2 separate regions of the Mus musculus genome follow, and region 1 is linked to region 2. The links are chromatin loops, found by intact Hi-C in ENCODE. Cell type or tissue: left cerebral cortex. All regions are shown on one strand. Each heading gives the region's core, and the rest is flanking DNA. Links, peaks and the distances in the headings are about the cores only. Region 1 overlaps Smpd4 (sphingomyelin phosphodiesterase 4). Region 2 holds the start of Pi4ka (phosphatidylinositol 4-kinase alpha).

Evidence for each region. Peaks named below come from ENCODE experiments on the same cell type or tissue, not always from the same donor. Only the 100,000 strongest peaks of a DNase experiment are listed, where the experiment ranks them.
Region 1: a loop joins it to region 2, with 4 times the contacts of the local background. A loop is called at or near these places in 4 of 42 quality-filtered maps.

The regions. Positions count from the first base shown.
Region 1 is chr16:17,621,671-17,630,444 of GRCm38, forward strand. It overlaps Smpd4 (sphingomyelin phosphodiesterase 4), which reads left to right. Exons shown (of 19, transcript NM_001164610.1): 3 at 2,235-2,321; 4 at 4,050-4,192; 5 at 4,274-4,349; 6 at 4,760-4,868; 7 at 4,969-5,021; 8 at 5,132-5,283; 9 at 7,399-7,528. Among named protein-coding and RNA genes, the nearest start is that of Smpd4, 6.7 kb to the left of the region's middle. In left cerebral cortex, for the core only: a CTCF peak has its summit at 3,984 (motif pointing left); DNase peaks (open chromatin) are centred at 1,870, 3,994 and 4,666; H3K27ac peaks cover 304 bases.
Region 2 is chr16:17,401,326-17,409,634 of GRCm38, forward strand. Pi4ka (phosphatidylinositol 4-kinase alpha) reads right to left here and starts at 4,540. Exons shown (of 55, transcript NM_001373955.1): 1 at 4,309-4,540. The coding sequence starts at 4,473. It overlaps Snap29 (synaptosomal-associated protein 29), which reads left to right and starts at 4,675. Exons shown (of 5, transcript NM_023348.4): 1 at 4,675-5,034. The coding sequence starts at 4,798. It also overlaps the pseudogene Gm18793. In left cerebral cortex, for the core only: CTCF peaks have their summits at 1,729 (motif pointing right) and 2,919; DNase peaks (open chromatin) are centred at 1,716, 3,113, 3,267, 4,067 and 1 more place; H3K4me3 peaks cover 2,559 bases; H3K27ac peaks cover 2,030 bases.

The DNA.
Region 1 (8,774 bases), core at 1,195-6,194, 220 kb after region 2:
TGTGTGTGGGTGGGTGTGGTTTATTTTATTTATTTATTTTTGAGATAGGGTTTCTGTATGTAGCCCTGGCTGTCCTGGAACTCACTCTGAGACCAGACTGGCTTTGAATGTACAGAGATCCAACTGCCTCTGCCTCCTGAGTGTTGGCACTAAAGGTGTGTGTCACCTGGCTCTTGAACCCAAATCCCTCCTGCCTCAGCTTCCCATGAACTGGGATCATTGTGGGCCGGTGATTCAAAAACTCTCGACTGGGTCGATCTATCTATCTTTCTTTCTTTCTTTCTTTCTTTCTTTCTTTCTTTCTTTCTTTCTTTCTAGTAAAGAATACCAGATCAGCATTAGAATGCTTACCATGCCTTCTGAGTGCAGGATATTGGGTGTGTTCAGTCTCTGAACTCTGATTTTCTTATTACCAAGATAATTGATTCAGCCAGTACTGGGGAGGCTGAGACAGGAAGGTCATTAAGAGTTCATGACCAAGGTGGCGCACATCTTAAATCCCAGCACTTGGGAGGCAGAGGTAGGTGGATCTCCATGAGCTGGGGACAGCAGGTTCTACATTGTGAATTCCAAGTCAGCCATAGCTACACAGTCAAACTTCATCTGAAAACAAAAACAAAACAATAATTGAAAAAAACCCAAAACAATAATTGATGCAAATGTTATTTTCCTTAGTTTCCAAAGTGAGAAGGACATTTACCAGAGCGGTCATGATGCAGAAGCTCTGTGAATGTGTGAAATGTTCTAACTATAGTTGTTGTCAGGGAAACGGAGGGATGCTGCTCCCTGTTAGGGCTTTATGTTAAGTATTAGAATATGAAGCTGGGAAAGCAGATAGAAAGAGATTCTTCGTTGCAGTTGCCAGATGATTTTTGTTTTTGTTTTTGTTGTTTTTCAAGACAGGGTTTCTTTGTGTAACCATGGCTATTCTGTTTTTTTTTTTTAAAGCTTAAAGATTTATTTATTTATTATAGGTAAGTACACTCTAGCTGTCTTCAGACACCCCAGAAGAAGGCATCAGATCTCATTATGGATGGTTGTGAGCCACCATGTGGTTGCTGGGATTTGAACTCAGGACCTTCAAAGAGCAGTCAGTGCTCTTACCCACTAAGCCATCTCTCCAGCCCACCATGGCTATTCTGGAACTCACTCTGTAGACCAGGCTGGCCTCAAACTTAGAACTGCCTGCCTCTAACTTCTAAGAGTTGGATTTAAAGTTGTTGGCCACCTTACCTGGCTTTATATATATATAAAGATAGAGAGAGGGGGGGGGAGAGAGAAAGAGAGACAGAGAGAGAGAGAGAGCGCGAGAGAGAATATTTTTTTCTCAGTGTACCCCTCTGGAGACAGCTGGTGTGACCGGTGACCTGCACCATCAGATTTATTTTTCTAAGAGGGCTCTTGCAATCCCTACTTGTTTAGAGGTGGTCAGCTGGCCCAAGTCTTCAGATTGAACGACTAGCATCTCCTGATCTCTATTTGGCCAGAGGCCACTTCTCCATGGAGTCGGTGTTGTGCCCACATCCCAAGACTTTTAATAAATCTCCTTGGTTTCTGTTCTGAATGTTTTGCTGGCTTATTCATTATCTTGAAAAATATTGAGTTGGCTGAGGCCATCTGTAGTTTTAGACTACATTTTTATTTGTAATTTAAAATTTTTATTTTATTTTTGGAGTTTATAATATAATTATCATTTCCCACTTCTCTTTCCTCCCTCCAAACCCTCTCCAGACTGCATTATTTTTTAAGGTGGTGATTCCAGTAAGTTGCTATGCTATGCACTGGTTAAGAGAAAAGGGGTATTATGTACTATGTGTTTTTGGCTGTTCTCACTTATGCCACAGTCGTGGGTTGTTAAGGAGGTGGAAAGTTTGCACCTTCTGGGTATGAACTCAGCACTTGTGGACTGAATAAGAGTTTCCCATACAACAGGGATCCTGTCCTGACTGCAGGGCTGATTCCAGTGCTGATCCCTGTTTGTGGGTCAGTGGGAGTCAGTTTCCTTTTGATAATGCAGCACTTTGAGGTAACAGGATGCTTAGAGGAGAGCCCTGAGAATTTCTGGTCTGAAAGTGATAGAATTATAGCTTCACTCTCTTGTGTATATGCATGAAGTGCTGGGACCATGCACCACACTGTGTATTTCTGTTGCTTGTGTTTCTGCTTTGATTAAACACAGACTATTTGCAACTGCATAGCAAATCTCTTCATGACTCTTTCACATTGCCTCCTAGGCTAGCCTGAAAGCTGACTCTATAAATAAGCCCTTTGCACAACGTTGCCAAGATTTGGTGAAAGTCATTGAGGATTTTCCAGCCAAGGTACAGCTTTACCAGCAATTCCCTTTCCATATCACCTATAATTTTTTTAAAAAGATTTATTATATATAAGTACACTGTAGCTGTCTTCAGACACACCAGAAGAGGGCATCAGATCTCATTACAGATGGTTGTGAGCCACCATGTGGTTGCTGGGATTTGAACTCTGGAAGAGCAAGCAGTCATTGCTCTTAACTGCTGAGCCATCTCTCTAGCCCCATCACCTATAATTCTTATCTGTAGTAGGTACAAGCCAGAAATGCTAGAAACATCCTACAATACACATGACAACTTGCAACAAAAAGGAATCCAACCCAGAGTCTGGCATAGTAATGTATACTGTAGTCCCAGCACTTGGAAGGCAGGAAGAGGCCTTCCAAGTTCAAGGCCAGGATACATAGCAAGCATACTACAAGGTTGTGTGAGATCTTGTCTCAAAACAGCAACAACAAAGTATCCAGCCCCAAACATACATGGTGCTAATAAGATTGAGAGCCTCTGACATAAGTACTTTGAGAATGTGTATTTAATATTCATTTAGAGTTGTTGAGCCCAAGAAATTGACCTGGATAATGAATTAATATGCTGTTATGTTTCAATGATTTGATTTTAAAACATAGCTTTCCTTTTTAATAGATATCTGTTAAGGTTTTGGGGAGTGGTGTTCTTGTGTGTCAAGGTACACATGTGTTTGTGTGTATATATATATATATATGTGTGTGTGTGTGTGTGTGTGTGTGTGTGTGTGTGTGTGTGTGTGTGTGAAGGTATACGTGCACGCACGTGTGTGTGCCATGCCAAAGGTTTGTTGCTTAGCAGCTGTCTACCTTTTTGTTTTGAGATCTCACTGGGACCTGGGCCTTGCTGTCTAGGCCAGACTGGGTGGCCCGCAAACCCCAGGGATTCTCCTGTCTCTGCCTTAGCACTGAGATCATAACGCCTCTATTTTGGTATGGGTGATGAGTTTCTGATCAAACTCAGGTTTTCATGCTTGTACAACAAACACTCACTGCCTAAGCTATGTCTTTACCCCACTGTGAGTTCATTTGTTTGTGGTTGTTAGTGTTTTGTAATATGGGGACTGAATGCTGATCTCGTACATGGTGTGCAAGTGCTCTGTCACTGAAGTACGTTACCAGGCATCAAAATGTTATACTTGGCTGAGTATGATGGTGCATGCTAACAGTAGGCTCAGCAATTGAGAGGCTAAGGCAAGAGGATTTCTGTGAGTTGAAGGCCATCTTATTACATAGGAAGACTCTTGTCTCAAAAAAGCAAAGCGAAACAAAACAAAAACATTAGTGGAGGGAGCGAGGGAAACTGAAGAGATGGCTCAGTGCTTAAGAGCAGTGGCTACTCTTCCAGAGAAGCCCAAGTTTAGTTTCCAGTACCCATGTCAGGCAGCTCATAGCCATGTGTAACTCCAGCTCCAGGAGATCTGACATCTGCTCTGACCTCCATAGACACTTGTACTCATGTGCACACACTCATGCATATACACATAATTTTTGAAGTGATAAAAATAAACATTTCTTTAAAAATATTTTAGTCAAAGGGCAACTTAGCACAAATATAAGGTTGGTGTGTTATGTCCTAGTGGGAGAATTCAGTTACTCTTCGCCATGGAACAGAGCTTCTGTGGGTCTTTATCAGAGTGACCTCTAGTGGGCATTGTGTGACAGTGGTCCTTAGTGACCGAGCATCTAGCTGCCTCACTGTGCACTGTTTCAGGAATTGCATGCCGTCTTCCCATGGCTGGTGGAAAGCATCTTTGGCAGCCTGGATGGTGTCCTTGTTGGTTGGAATCTCCGATGCCTACAGGGACGTGTGAACCCTGTGGAGTACAGCACAGCGATGGAATTTCTAGACCCAAGGTATGCAGGTTTCCTACTTGAGAAGGGCTGAGTACTTCCTTGTGTTGACATACTCCTCCCCCTTTTAAATTTTATGTTCAGTGGTCCAATGATGAAGTTGGTTTATAAACTTCAAGCTGAAGACTATAACTTTGATTTTCCTGTCTCCTGTCTTCCTGTAAGTAAGCCCTGGTGCTGAGTAGCGCTAAAGGGCAGAGGGCCCAGATGGGAAATTGTGCTGTGACTGGGTGGGCAGAGAGTTTTGTCTTAACAGTCTCATTAGAATGCGGGTGGAGACTGTGGCTCTGTGGTCTGAATAGCAGGAAGCCTGAGTGACTACAGTGCTCCAGACCTTCAGGGCAGGTTGAAGTGTGACACTCAGGAGAAGACAGACTGGAAACACCCAGTTCTCACCCTTGTGTGTGTGAAACTTTATGACTAGAGGAGAAATCTAAACCATACTGTGCGCAGAGGATGGACACGCTTTCCATAAAGCAGGATCTGTGTGTTGGTGTCTGACTTAGCAGCCTCCCCCGTAGTGCTGGAACAGCTGAAGGTCTCTGTGCTGTTGACTGCCTCTCTTTGCAGGGCCCTGTGAAGGCATCCATTCAAGAGAATGTCCTCCCTGACAGTCCTCTGTACCACAACAAAGTCCAGTTTCCCCCGACCGGAGGCCTTGGCCTGAACCTGGCCCTCAGTATCCTTTGCTGACCCAAGGTGTGGGAGGTTGGGAGGGGCCAGCGTACTGTGGAAGGTGACCCACTACCTCTCTATTTGCCCCTTGACACTCTGATCAGATCCATTTGAATACTATATGTTCTACTTTGCTTTGAGCCTCATCTCTCAAAAGGTACAGAAGGGATAACTCTGAGTATGGCTTATAGTACATATCCCATAGTGAAGGGCCAGGGCCTATGATGACCATTGATTAGAGCACTAACAACAAATTTTGTTTTCTAGCCAATGTCTATGACCCTCCATGTCCGTACTTCGGACTGTGCCTATTTCACCCTGGTGGATAGGTACCTATCATGGTTCCTACCCACTGAAGGCAGCGTACCTCCACCACTCTGCTCCAGTCCAGGAGGCTCCAGCCCCTCACCAGCTCCCAGGTAAGGTTGCCTTGACTATTAAGACCTGGCTCTTCTATGGGAAGTGGCCTCATTAAAGGCATTGCCCAAGCATTGCCCTGTTAAGTATTATCATCCATGTTCAGGGTTCCCCAACTTTTTTTAGGTTCAATTCTCAACTTCTCTCGCCCTGGCAAAGACAGGAGTAGGTAAAACTTATCTCTAGCCTCATTGACACAACCAGTGGCCCTCATGGCAGCTGGAGTCTGAGTCCTACCAAAGCAATGAATTGAGTGGAGGGGAGGGACGATTGTAGACATCGGTGGGAGAGCCTGGGCTGAAAAGCCATTTGTGCCAGGCTACACAAGATAGCCTTATGCTGCACTGCACAGTTGGAAGTGGGTTACCTCTGTAGCCTGAGAGTGGCTCGGGGCCTCTCTGGCTGATTGTTCTAAGTTTTTGGTGAGCCTTTAGCCCAGAGCCTCTAGGTCCATTCTCCTTAGGAGTCCTGCCCCAACTGGAGTTGTTGAAGCTCCTCTACTCCCTCCCTGACCTCAGTGGCCCACTACCTGCTCTAGGAGGCTGTAGGCAGGGTTTTTGGTCTAGCTCGTGTCTACTATTATGTGCATACCAGGCCATGCCTTCATCTAAAACTCACTATGTGGGGAGATGCTCTCAAAATATGGAGAGAGACCTGGGAAGTGAGGCTTCTGGGGTGGTCATGCCCGTGGCTGGTGACCTAACCCTGATACTCTGGTAGTACTGTAGTTGGGAAGGAGGGCTTCAAGGTCCAGTAAATTCCTACCCACTCCAAAGCAGAATGTAGGTGCTAGCAGATTTGTACGGACCTAGTTTGTTGCCTTGTTTTGGCTTTTCATTTTGAAGTACTGTCACACTTACAGAAAAGTTTCCAGGTAGAACTTTCACAAGCATTTTAACCCAGATTTCTAAATTGCTGACACAGCTACAAGTCTCATCTTCTGTCTGTGTTTTTGTAAAACATATATGGTTGGTGTTTTGTTTTGTCCTGTCACTCATACTGTGTAGCCTAGGCCAACTTGAAGTTCACGATCCTCTTGCTTCCACTTCTGGAGTGTTGGGGTAACCATTTGGTATTCCAGCATGTTCCCCAGAAGCCATCACATGTCTTGATTGAGCTCAGTGCATCTGTCTACCATGGGAAGATAGCTTGCTACCAGGTTGTCATCAAATTTGTATGTTCACCAGCTACCCTACCCATGTCTGCTGGCTGCTCACTGTGTGCAGTTGTCTTAGGTTTCTACTGCTGTGATAAAGATCATGAGCGAAGCAGTGTGGGGAGAAATGTTTTATTTCATCTCTAGCACTGAGGGAAGTTGAGGTAGAAACTAAAGCCCAGGCCATGGAGGAATGTTTGTTATTAGCTTGCTCCTCGTGACTTATTCAGCCAGCTTCCTAATGAACTCAGTACCATCTGCACAGAGGTGCCTCCCACCCCAGTTGCCTGGGCTTTCCTATATCAACTACTGAACAAGAAAGTGCATGACAGACTTGCTATAGGCAGTTTGACTGGGGGCATTTTTTCACTAGAGTTACCTCTTCCCAGGTAACTAGAGTTCCTGTCCACCAAGGACAGAGGTTACCTCTGTAGTCCTTTGGTGCTTATTCTCCCTATACTTGACTGGCAGAGGTCCCTGGGCGTGTTTGGCAGGGTGGGTGCAGGCTCTCTTTCCTTGACTGTCTGCTCATGCCTAGGCCCAGCTTGGGCTGAGTAAGTAGGAAAGGGTTAGTCACCACAGTAGTAACTCCAAGCAGTGAGTTGTTCCTGGACTGCAGTGGTGGTGATAGGTGCTTAATCACCAGTGACCAGGTTTTCCTAATGTAAATTCAGATCTGTGCTTTGTACCCGACTTGAGGGCTGGGTGAGAATGTCAAATTGTTATTTATGTTAGGGTCTTCTGTTCTCAGTTTCAGTTACTAATAGAGCAAGTTGTAAGTGTGACCTCATTGCATCCCTCATGGTTGCTAAGTGGACAGTCTATAACAAGGATGTCAAATGTTTAGCACAGACCTTGTGTCACTGTGATGTGGTCTGTTGTATTGACTATTGGAATCATTGATTTCCGTGTCAGCAGAGAGAGGAACCTAATTTACTATTCTCTCTGTATATCCTGTCAGAACACCAGCCATGCCCTTTGCCTCCTATGGCCTCCACACTAGCCTCTTGAAGCGACACATCTCTCATCAGACATCTGTGAATGCAGACCCTGCATCCCATGAGATCTGGCGGTCAGAAACTCTCCTCCAGGTAAGAAAGCCCAGTCCCTGCTTCTGTTCCAAAACAGACTGCTTAGCTACCTTCCACTCTGATAGGCAGAATCCCAAAGGTACCCGGTCAGCAGTGGCTGGGTCTAAATGGCATTTTCTTGCTGTGACATTTAGGAAGCAGATAAGGAGAAACTGATGTACTCTTGTAAGCTAAATGTTATAAACAGTATTTTCTGTCTCGGCTTCTCTTGTCCACTGTATTGTTTTCATTGGGTCTATTCATTCACCAGTCTTCTAGTTTCCAATAGTTCCATCCGCACACATGTTCAGCGTGCCCTACCTTGTTCTCCTCTGACTCTTCCTGTGTTGCTAGAGTTGGTTTCCAGTGATTACCATCTGCTGGTTATTAGGTCCTGCTGCAGAAGTGCTTGTATGGTGCTGCATGGTGTGGGCTCTCAGAACCTCCTCTTTGGTCAGCAGTGAGCTCCCACCATTGAGCAGGAGATGCAAGTGGTAGGATAGTGTCCCTTGGGGACTCACTGAGTGGCCCTACCCTCTTCTATGTCCTGGTGTCTGGAGAGAATCAGCTGGTTCACACTGCACTTTGAGGCTGGTATGGCAGCCAGTGTTGCTCTCGACAGAGAAAACTGGGTAGGTAGAGCTCCATCTCCAGCTGTACACTATTGCTGGACTGTCTCAACCTACCAGCTGCACAAGGAAAGACTACAAGACTCTTTAATAGTTCTGAAAGCTTGGCTTTAGCTTGGCAGACTCTCAACTGGTTGATCTAAGTAAGCCGGACACCCTAGCCATGTTCTGCACGTGACTCAGTACCTCTCCCCAGTACTGGCACCTGTTTCTTCCTCCATGTCTGGCTGATGAATCCTCTACCTCTGACTCTTTCCCAGAGTTCTTATCTCTGCCGGGAAGTTCTGCTTATCCTCTCTTATTTTGCCATAGGCCATTCAACTCTTTATTTAGCTTATTAGAAGGTGATGCTTCATAGAAATAACAATACCATAGTGGCCTGTACTTAGCTCTCTGCTGCTACAAAAATCAGCATTTGAATAATGCAAAGTCAGTCTTTATACAGTGCAAGAGATTGTCTTATACAACTGGAGTGTGGAACACATTGCTGCACTCCCAGCAGGTCATTGTTATCCCTGTTCCCATGGGAGTTCTGTGTTGGTGTAGATGGTTCATGGGCCATGAGGACAGATGACAAAGACAGAGCTTACAAAAGGGTTGGAGTATTCTGTTTCCTGAGCCAGAGCACCAGCTTGTTT
Region 2 (8,309 bases), core at 1-5,000:
AAATGCTGGGTAAACTATTCTTTCCTCTTATTTAACCCACGCCTCCTGCTCTTGCTGATAAAAATCAACGTGAAGATTAGTAACTGAACTATTTCACAGGCTGCAGTCTCTATAGCCTCTCTGTTCTAAGGCAAGCTGTAGCTGTACTGCAAGCCCTCCCAGCTAAAGAGGCTGCCCAGGAAACTGGCAATCCAACTTTCTAAATTTAACAAGAGACCATGAAAAGAAACCCATGCTTCACTGAAGCTGGAGACATGAATCAGTGGCTAAAAGTACTGGCTGCTCTTCCAGAGGATGTGGGTTCAAGTCCCAGCAGATACATGGCAGCTTACAACCATCTGCACCTCCAGCTCCAGAGGATCTGAAGCCTCTTGTGGCCTCCATATGCACCAGGCATAAATGTGGTGCACAGACATGCAGGCAGGCAAAATTCCCACACATGTAATGGTTTTGTGGTTTTTTGTTGTTTTTATTTATTTGTTTATTTATTTATTGGTTTTGGTTTTTGAAGACAAGGTATCTCTGCGTAGTGCTGATTTTTTGGTTAGTCACATAGTCATCATATACTTAGCAACCATCAAACAGATCTCCAGAAGAAAAGAAGATATTTACATAAATCATATGCCATACACAAGAGACTTAAGGCACAACAAATCATGCTTATCAAACAGTTAATAGAAGTAACAGTTCAAATGCCCAAATTCTCAGATACCAGCCATGGGCCAAACTCACAAGCAACCCCTGCAAAGACAGTGGCCTTGGATCTGTTCTCTTAACTCTTTTGCATAAAGTGATTTCTAAGTACTTTCCAAAACAAGTGTTTTAGGAGATGCAGGGAAGTATTAATTAACTTTACATTATACTGTGATCTTGACAACCCAAGCAATTATGACAAAAAACAAAACTAACAGTTACAATTAAAGAATATCAAGGTTTTGTGTTGCATTGATTTGGTTAAGGGAATAAAATCGAGTGCCTTGTTAATGATAAGCAAGTGCTCCTCCAAGCACACTACTACTGACCTACATCCAGGGTTCCTATAATGTCCTTTTAATTGTTTTCTTTACATTTATCTAGCGTGTACATCTGTGTCTATCGTCTTACTCACCTTGCTATGTTTTTATGACTAAGGAACAAAAAGAAACAAGTTGAGTTCAAAGTGCACTTCTCAGTTGCTGAATGAAAAAGAAAGCTATTACTGCTAGAGATGCAGGACAATCTTAAGAATCGTCCACTTCAGGAGCTGGAGGGATGGCTTAGATGTTAGAGGCATAGGCTGGTCTTCCAGAAGACATGGTTTGATTCCCCACACACATGGTGACTCATAAACACCTATAACACTAGCCCCAGAGATTCTAATGCCTTCTTCTGGCCTCCATAGGCACACCATGCAAGTGGTGCACGAGCATATATGCAGCCCAAATACTCATACATATAATATAAAATAACTTGAAGAATCATCCAGTTCAGATTGACAAGATAACCAGGGGCCATTGTACCAAGACACTTGTCACCAAGCCTGAAGACCTGAGTTCAGAACCCACATGGTAGGTGGCAAAACAGTTTCCATGAGTTCTGCCCCGCCAATTCCCACTTCTCTAAATAAATGTAATAAATTGTTGTTGTTGCTTTAAGGTGTATTATTTTTATTTTATGTGCATTAGTGTTTTGCTTATGTGTGGATCTGTATATCATGTGCATGCAGTACCCATGAAGAACAGAAGAGGGCATCAGATCCCTAGAACTGGGGTTACAGACCATTGTGAACTACCATGTGGGTACTGAGACTTGAACCTGGATCCTCTTGGAGAGCAGCAAGAGCTCTTAACTGCTGAAATATTTCTCAAGCTCATCCTAGGATGGTTTTTATTCATATCTTTTTATTGATCTTCCTAACACCCCTACCAAGACCTGTTCTGTGGTTTGGTTTTTGGTTTTTGCAAGAGAAAATCAACACGTGGAACTGACCTGTCCAGTTGTACTTGTGTAATGGCACTCACCTTCAACCCCAGCACTTGGGAAGCAAGCAGGTGGAGCTCTGTGAGTTAAAGGCTAGCTTAGTCTACTCAGGAATTCTAGAAAAGCTATATTGTGAGATCCTGTCTCCACCAAAAGGATGGGGGGAAGAAGGGGTGTTTGCTCAGTTCATGAAGGCACATGCAGTCAAGCCTGACAACCCACATGGTGGGAGGAGAGAACTGTTACCTGCAAGTTTGTCCTGTGACCTCCACATGCCCATTATAGTATATAACAAACGAACAAACAAACAAACAAAGATGAGGGGCTGGACAGATAGCTCAGCTGTTAGGAACACTGGCTGCTCTTCCAGAGGACTCAGATTTGATTCCCTGCATCGATGTGGTTGTTCACATGATTCCAATTCCAAGGGATCCAATGATGCCTTCTTCTGACCTCTGCAAGCACTGACACATATGGTGTACAGAACACATATGCAGGCAAAACACTCATACACATAAAACAAAAAAGAAGTTTAAAAATACAAGTAATAAGGGAATGTAAATTTAGATGGTCTTACCATTCAAACTCATAGTCTTACACACACACACACACACACACACACACTGCTGTCTTTCCCTGCTTGAGTCAGGATCTTGATATGTTGCCTAAGTTGCACCACAAGTCCTAAACCATCTTTTATTTTTTAATTTAAAAATGTTGGGGGATGGAGAGATGACTCAGCACTTAAAAATACTGACTGCTCTTCCAAAGGTGCTGAGTTCAAATCCCAGCAACCACATAGTGGCTCACAACCATCCATAATGAGATCTGATGCCCTTTTCTGGTGTGTCTGCAAACAGCTACAGCATAATTATATAATAAATAAATAAATCTTCTTAAGATGTTGTTATTATTTATTTGTGCTTGTATGTGCTCATGCATGCAAGTGCCCATGGACACCACAAGAGGACTTTCTGATGCCCTAAAACTGGAGTTACCTTCAAACATTCAAGCAGTCCTAAGCTGCCAGACATGAGTACTGAGATACCAACTCCCTGAGTGAACAACAACTCCTCAGCACCTCTGCGGATACTGGGCTGTTCCTGAGTAGCATGGACTACAGGTGCATGCTACCATGTCCAGTCTGTATTCATTCTTTAGCCAGAAGTCGGGTTGGCATTAGATCTTCCAGAACCTGTTCACCTTGCAGGTAGGTGATACAATCAAGTTTGAAAACTTACAAGGTCAAAGACCAGGTCACTCTGCCTTTCCACTTTTACCCATCAGCGCGCAGGTGCACATGTCACCCAGGTTCTTTCCATCTTTCAGAAAGTTGAATGGACAGACAGCCCCCTCCCTTCAGTGCTAACATACTGTGCTGAGTCTATTTACACATTCCTGGGCGAAAAGCAGCTGACTATTATTGTTCATCCACGTTGTGCCTGGCCTTAATATGTAAACTCATCAAAGCTTCACAGGTTTTATAGATAAGCAAATAGGCTGTTAGCATGCAAGTTTCTTCCTCAAGACTGCACACAGAAATTGTAAATTTAGTCAGCTCTGACTAAAATCTGTCTTCTTCCTATCACAACATCCTTTTGTTGTTGTTTGGTTTTTGGGTTTTTTTTTTCCCCTAAAAGAAAGCGGTTAGCCTCCTTAATCCTGGGGTTCTACCCTTCACCACCCACCCAGTTCACCTCTTATCCCAGGTCCAAGCATATCTTTTATCTTCCAAGATAAGGACTGGCGTGTCTTTCTCTTCTGAAGCAATCCTGAATTTAGTTCTCTGTCTACTAACAGTCCACTGCATATTCCTGCCACTGCATCTTCTCGAAACTCATCATCTTTTGATCCAGTCTAACGCTACCATCTCTTAAATAATAATACGATTTGCATAGCTGTCCTTCTCCACAATCCAGTGAGAAGGGCAAAAAGTGTGTAGGGGAGGAGGGCGTCCCATTTCATGAGAAAGACACCTCTCCAAGGTCATTGAATGAAAACAAAAAATCGGGACCAAAAGCCCGGATTGGACTCTTGGTCCTTGGCTCATCCTACCACGCCTCACAGGCAGTCACGATGCTGCCACAACCCCCGCGCCTGAGATGTCACAGCGGTAGTCCGCCCGCCCACAGCTCACTGCCCTCCCACTCCCACCGGTACCAGACCTCCCAGCGTCCTGTCGACTTCCCGACTCCTCTCTTCACCAGAACCCTCTCCCACCGACCTCCCTACATCGCTGCCACCTCTATTCAGGAGCCCCTCTCTAGTCGCAAGTAGCCTTCTCAGACCCAGCAGCGTCCCGCCGCTTCGCCACCTCAGGCCCCTCCTCCTGTCAGTACGCAGGGTTACCTTCTCCAAGGATGCTGGTCTCTGCACAGCCAGGGAGCGGGCCAGTGAAAGTACTGTGTTGAAATAAAAGCCTCGAGAGGTGCTGGAGCCAGAGCTGGACCCCGAGCCGCCGCCGCCGCCGCCGCCGCCACCGCCGCCTCCTCCCCGGGCCCCAGCAGCCGCCATCACAGCGCACGCCCCGGCGCAGGCGGCTGGGTTCACAGCTCTGGGCTCGCCACCACCGGTCCTTACTGCGCAGGCGCAGAGGCGGCCGACTTCCCGGCCACCTGACCACCTGACTCCTCCCCTCTCCCCTCCCCCGCACTGGGTGGGGCCTGGTCCCCCTCTGCCGCTCCGCCGCCGGGTTGGCTCTGGAGGCGGGGCTCTAGCGCAGTGCTGGCGGAAGTAGTGCGCGCGGCGTCCACAGTGAATCCGCCCGCCGGCGCTGGGCTATCGACTCCTCGCTCAGCAACCCCTCCTGCTTCCTAGGTGCAGGCCGTCTCCCGCACCATGTCTGGCTATCCTAAAAGCTATAATCCTTTCGACGATGACGTGGAAGAGGAAGACACCCGGCCCGCGCCGTGGAAGGACGTCCGCGACCTGCCTGACGGCCCCGACGCGCCCATTGACAGGCAGCAGTACCTGAGACAGGAGGTGTTGCGCAGGGCCGAGGCTACCGCTGCCAGTACCAGCAGGTCCTTGTCTCTCATGTATGAATCGGAGAAGATCGGAGTCGCCTCTTCCGAGGTGAGCCTGGGGCAGAACTGAGCTAAACCGGCCAATCAATGCGTTATAAAAACGGGATGAAGAAATATTTTGTTTACGATCTTTTGGTATTTTTCTAATTGCCTACCGTAAGTTCATGGACATAGTGTAAAGAATTATGTATCAGGATCACCTGATGTTTACCTCTGGAAGCTTCCTTATCTATTATTCTGCGAGGTTAATTTCTCCCTCGCTGCCCTGCCCTCATGTCTAGTTAAAAAGTAAACTCCAAATAATGTTCTGTGTGAGAGTAAAAATGCCAAAGTGCGGCCTGTATTTGGGAAGTAGTGTCTGTTTCATTTACATATAACTTGTTAGGCAGAAGCCTCAAGCTGTTCCTCTCTAGTGGCCCAGTTAAAGTGTGAACTGTGTATGCTTCAAGTGCCAGGTGGTGCCTGAAGTACTGACGCAAAGGGAGCCTGTGTTCTTCTTCTCACATCCTTGACCACTTTTCACCTTTCTAATGGGAATATTTAAGTCCCCTCGCCTGGGCTCCTGCTCAGGAAACCAGATCCTGAATTGAGTCGACTCTTACCTTTGTAGACCGTGTGTTATTGTGACAGCTCTTTCCATCCATAGAAAATTTCAGCAACTAGGAACTTTGCTTTCCTTTAATTTACCTGTATTTGCATATGCACAGTTTAAGGGTGTCCCCTGAAGCCGGAAGAGGGCACCAGGGAATCCCTTGGAGCTGGAGTTGACAGATGGGTGCTGGGAACAGAAATGGTCTTCTGAAACTTCTTTAAGACCTTTTCTTTTTGAGGAGTTCGGCTTGGTGGACAGCCTACCAATGAAGCCCAGGCTGGTCTGGAACTTAGAATTCTTGGTCTCAATCTTTCTGATACTGGGATTTCAGGCATGTACCATCTTCTCCAGCATAAAATAAAGATTATTCCAAGACACCAGATTGCCCCTAAGTCTACTGGCAAAATAGTTGTTTTGGCAGAAGAAGAAATTACTGATATATCAGCCAAGAATAATCTTAAGTATTTTACAGTTTTGAAATGTAATAGTTGAAACAAAATACTGTCTTTCTTTACCAGTCTTCATCTCTGATCTTTGGCAAGTGTTCTCCTCTGGGACTTGGACAGATCTCTGTTGTTTTCTATTGCCACTGTTTGGTATTTTACCTTCTCCTACCTTCCCTGTTGTTGTCTCCCTGACGGCTAATGTATGTTCTGCCTCTAGGAAGTTGTGCTTCTGTGTACTGGATTCTTAATGTTCCACTCCAGATCAATTGGAGTCCTACAGGTCTTGGTGAACAGGTCACTTTGTATTGAGATAAGTGATAAGTTCTCACAATGTAGCCCATAGTAATCCAGATTGGCCTCGAACTCAAGATCCTCTTTCTTCAGCCTCCAGAGGGCTGAGGTCATAGACATTCACCAGATGCCAATGCAGGTAGGTCCTCTTGAAGAACAGAAAGCACTCTGACCTGCTGAGCCATCTCTCCAGCCCCAAAAGAGAACCTATTTTTTTTCTCTCAATCGTATCAATATGTAATTCTGACTGTTCTCCAACTTTATGTAGACTAGGCTAACCTTAAACTCAGCCTGGGAGTGCCGAGGTTCAAGCCACCACACCAAGCACTTTTATTCTTTTTTAACTTTAAAGTGAGGTGTTCTTTACATATTGGCCTGTATATTATTTAGTAGTATTGAAGGTTCTTTCATAGTTAAATACAATGAGGGGTGGTTTGGAGCCGGGGAATAGGCTAATGGTCATATTATATGCCATTAGATGGATGACCTGTTTATGCAGCAAGCCTCCTAATAATGAATATCATAATATTTGCTTCCTACATGAACATCACCACCTGGCCAAAGCCACTCCCCTTCCTAGGATACTCTGCCCCTCCTAGAGCAGTATAGCATACTACAATGATCTTCTCTGGAGCCTGATTTCTCAGTTCAGCAGAGCCCAGCAACGAACAGTAGACTAGGGTTTCAATTGACTTTGCACCAACACAGTGGAAAGGAACTGATGTTTGGTAATACTGACACATAACGTGCTCAGCTGCCTTGCCTAGCACACGCTCCTCGGAGGCCTACTCATCCTTACATCTTTCCAGTGTCTGCCACTGAAGCCACACTGGGCATTCAGTTCAGAGAGGTCAGAGAGACAGACGGCATCCCTCATAACCTGGAGGAGTGGCAAGGCAAACTCCTCAGGTTTTCCCCAGTTCGAGTGACTAAATCCATTGCCATAGATGTACTCTTGTTTTCTAGAAAGCTGGTGGGAGCAGCATTCCCAGTAAGGGCTTCCCAACCAGACCTGCTCCTCCAGAGTTGTTCATGGTGACTCTAATGCGTCCAATTTCTGTTTCTGAATGCACTCCACATCAGGGCAATCTCTGGCTCACACAGAACCCAGCAAGCTCCATGTTTACTTGGCTATCCAAGCTAGAATCTGTTAGTGTGAGTGTGTATTACCTTGAAAGAGATAATGAGAAATTTCGTTCTCTCTCTGTTTCTCTCTCTCTCTCTTTCTCTCTTTCTTTCTTTCTTTCTTCCTTTCTTATTTTTTCCTCTCTTTTCCTTTGTGAAATAGTATTTGCCCAGGCTCACCTCCATCTTGCTGATCCTCCTGAGTTCAGCTCTGGAGTACTGGGATCCCATGTCTGTGCTACCCCACTGCTTAATCCCCAGTCTAAGATAATTAATTTCAGAGTTCTGAGTTTAGTGCGCTGACCCCAGATTGACATCCATGTACTTATCAGTTCATAGCTAAGTTTAATTTCAAACTCATTATGAGGCCTACCTGATGTTCCAGGATGCCTTAGTTGTAGATTGCATTGTGATCTGTGGGGCTCCACATCATTTGCTGGGTATTTCCTGCTGGGTCTCATGGGTCCTACCCACACCCTTCTGTGCTTGACACACAGTTCCACTTCCCTTCAGTTACTCCAGCTGCCTAGACTAGCTGCTCTCTTCAACTGAGGCATTTACCCCACCCACCCTTGGGACTCCCTGTTATATATATACTCCTTAAACCAGGCCAAAAGCCCTTGTTGGGGCTTCACTGTGTGTAACCTTTTTATTGTTTTTACCATGAAACTAAGCTCAACGAAGCAAGAACGGGTCTGCCTAACTCAGCACCACAGTGTTGTTAGCAAATTAGAAAAGTGGATTAGCCTTGCTCTTACCCTGCCTGGATTGTATGAGCCCTCAGGGAGGAGTTTGGGCTTGGTTAGTCCCCTAGCACTAGAAGACTGCTTGGCAGAGAGGAAGTTCTCCTGAGTGTCTTGGAGAAAGTCC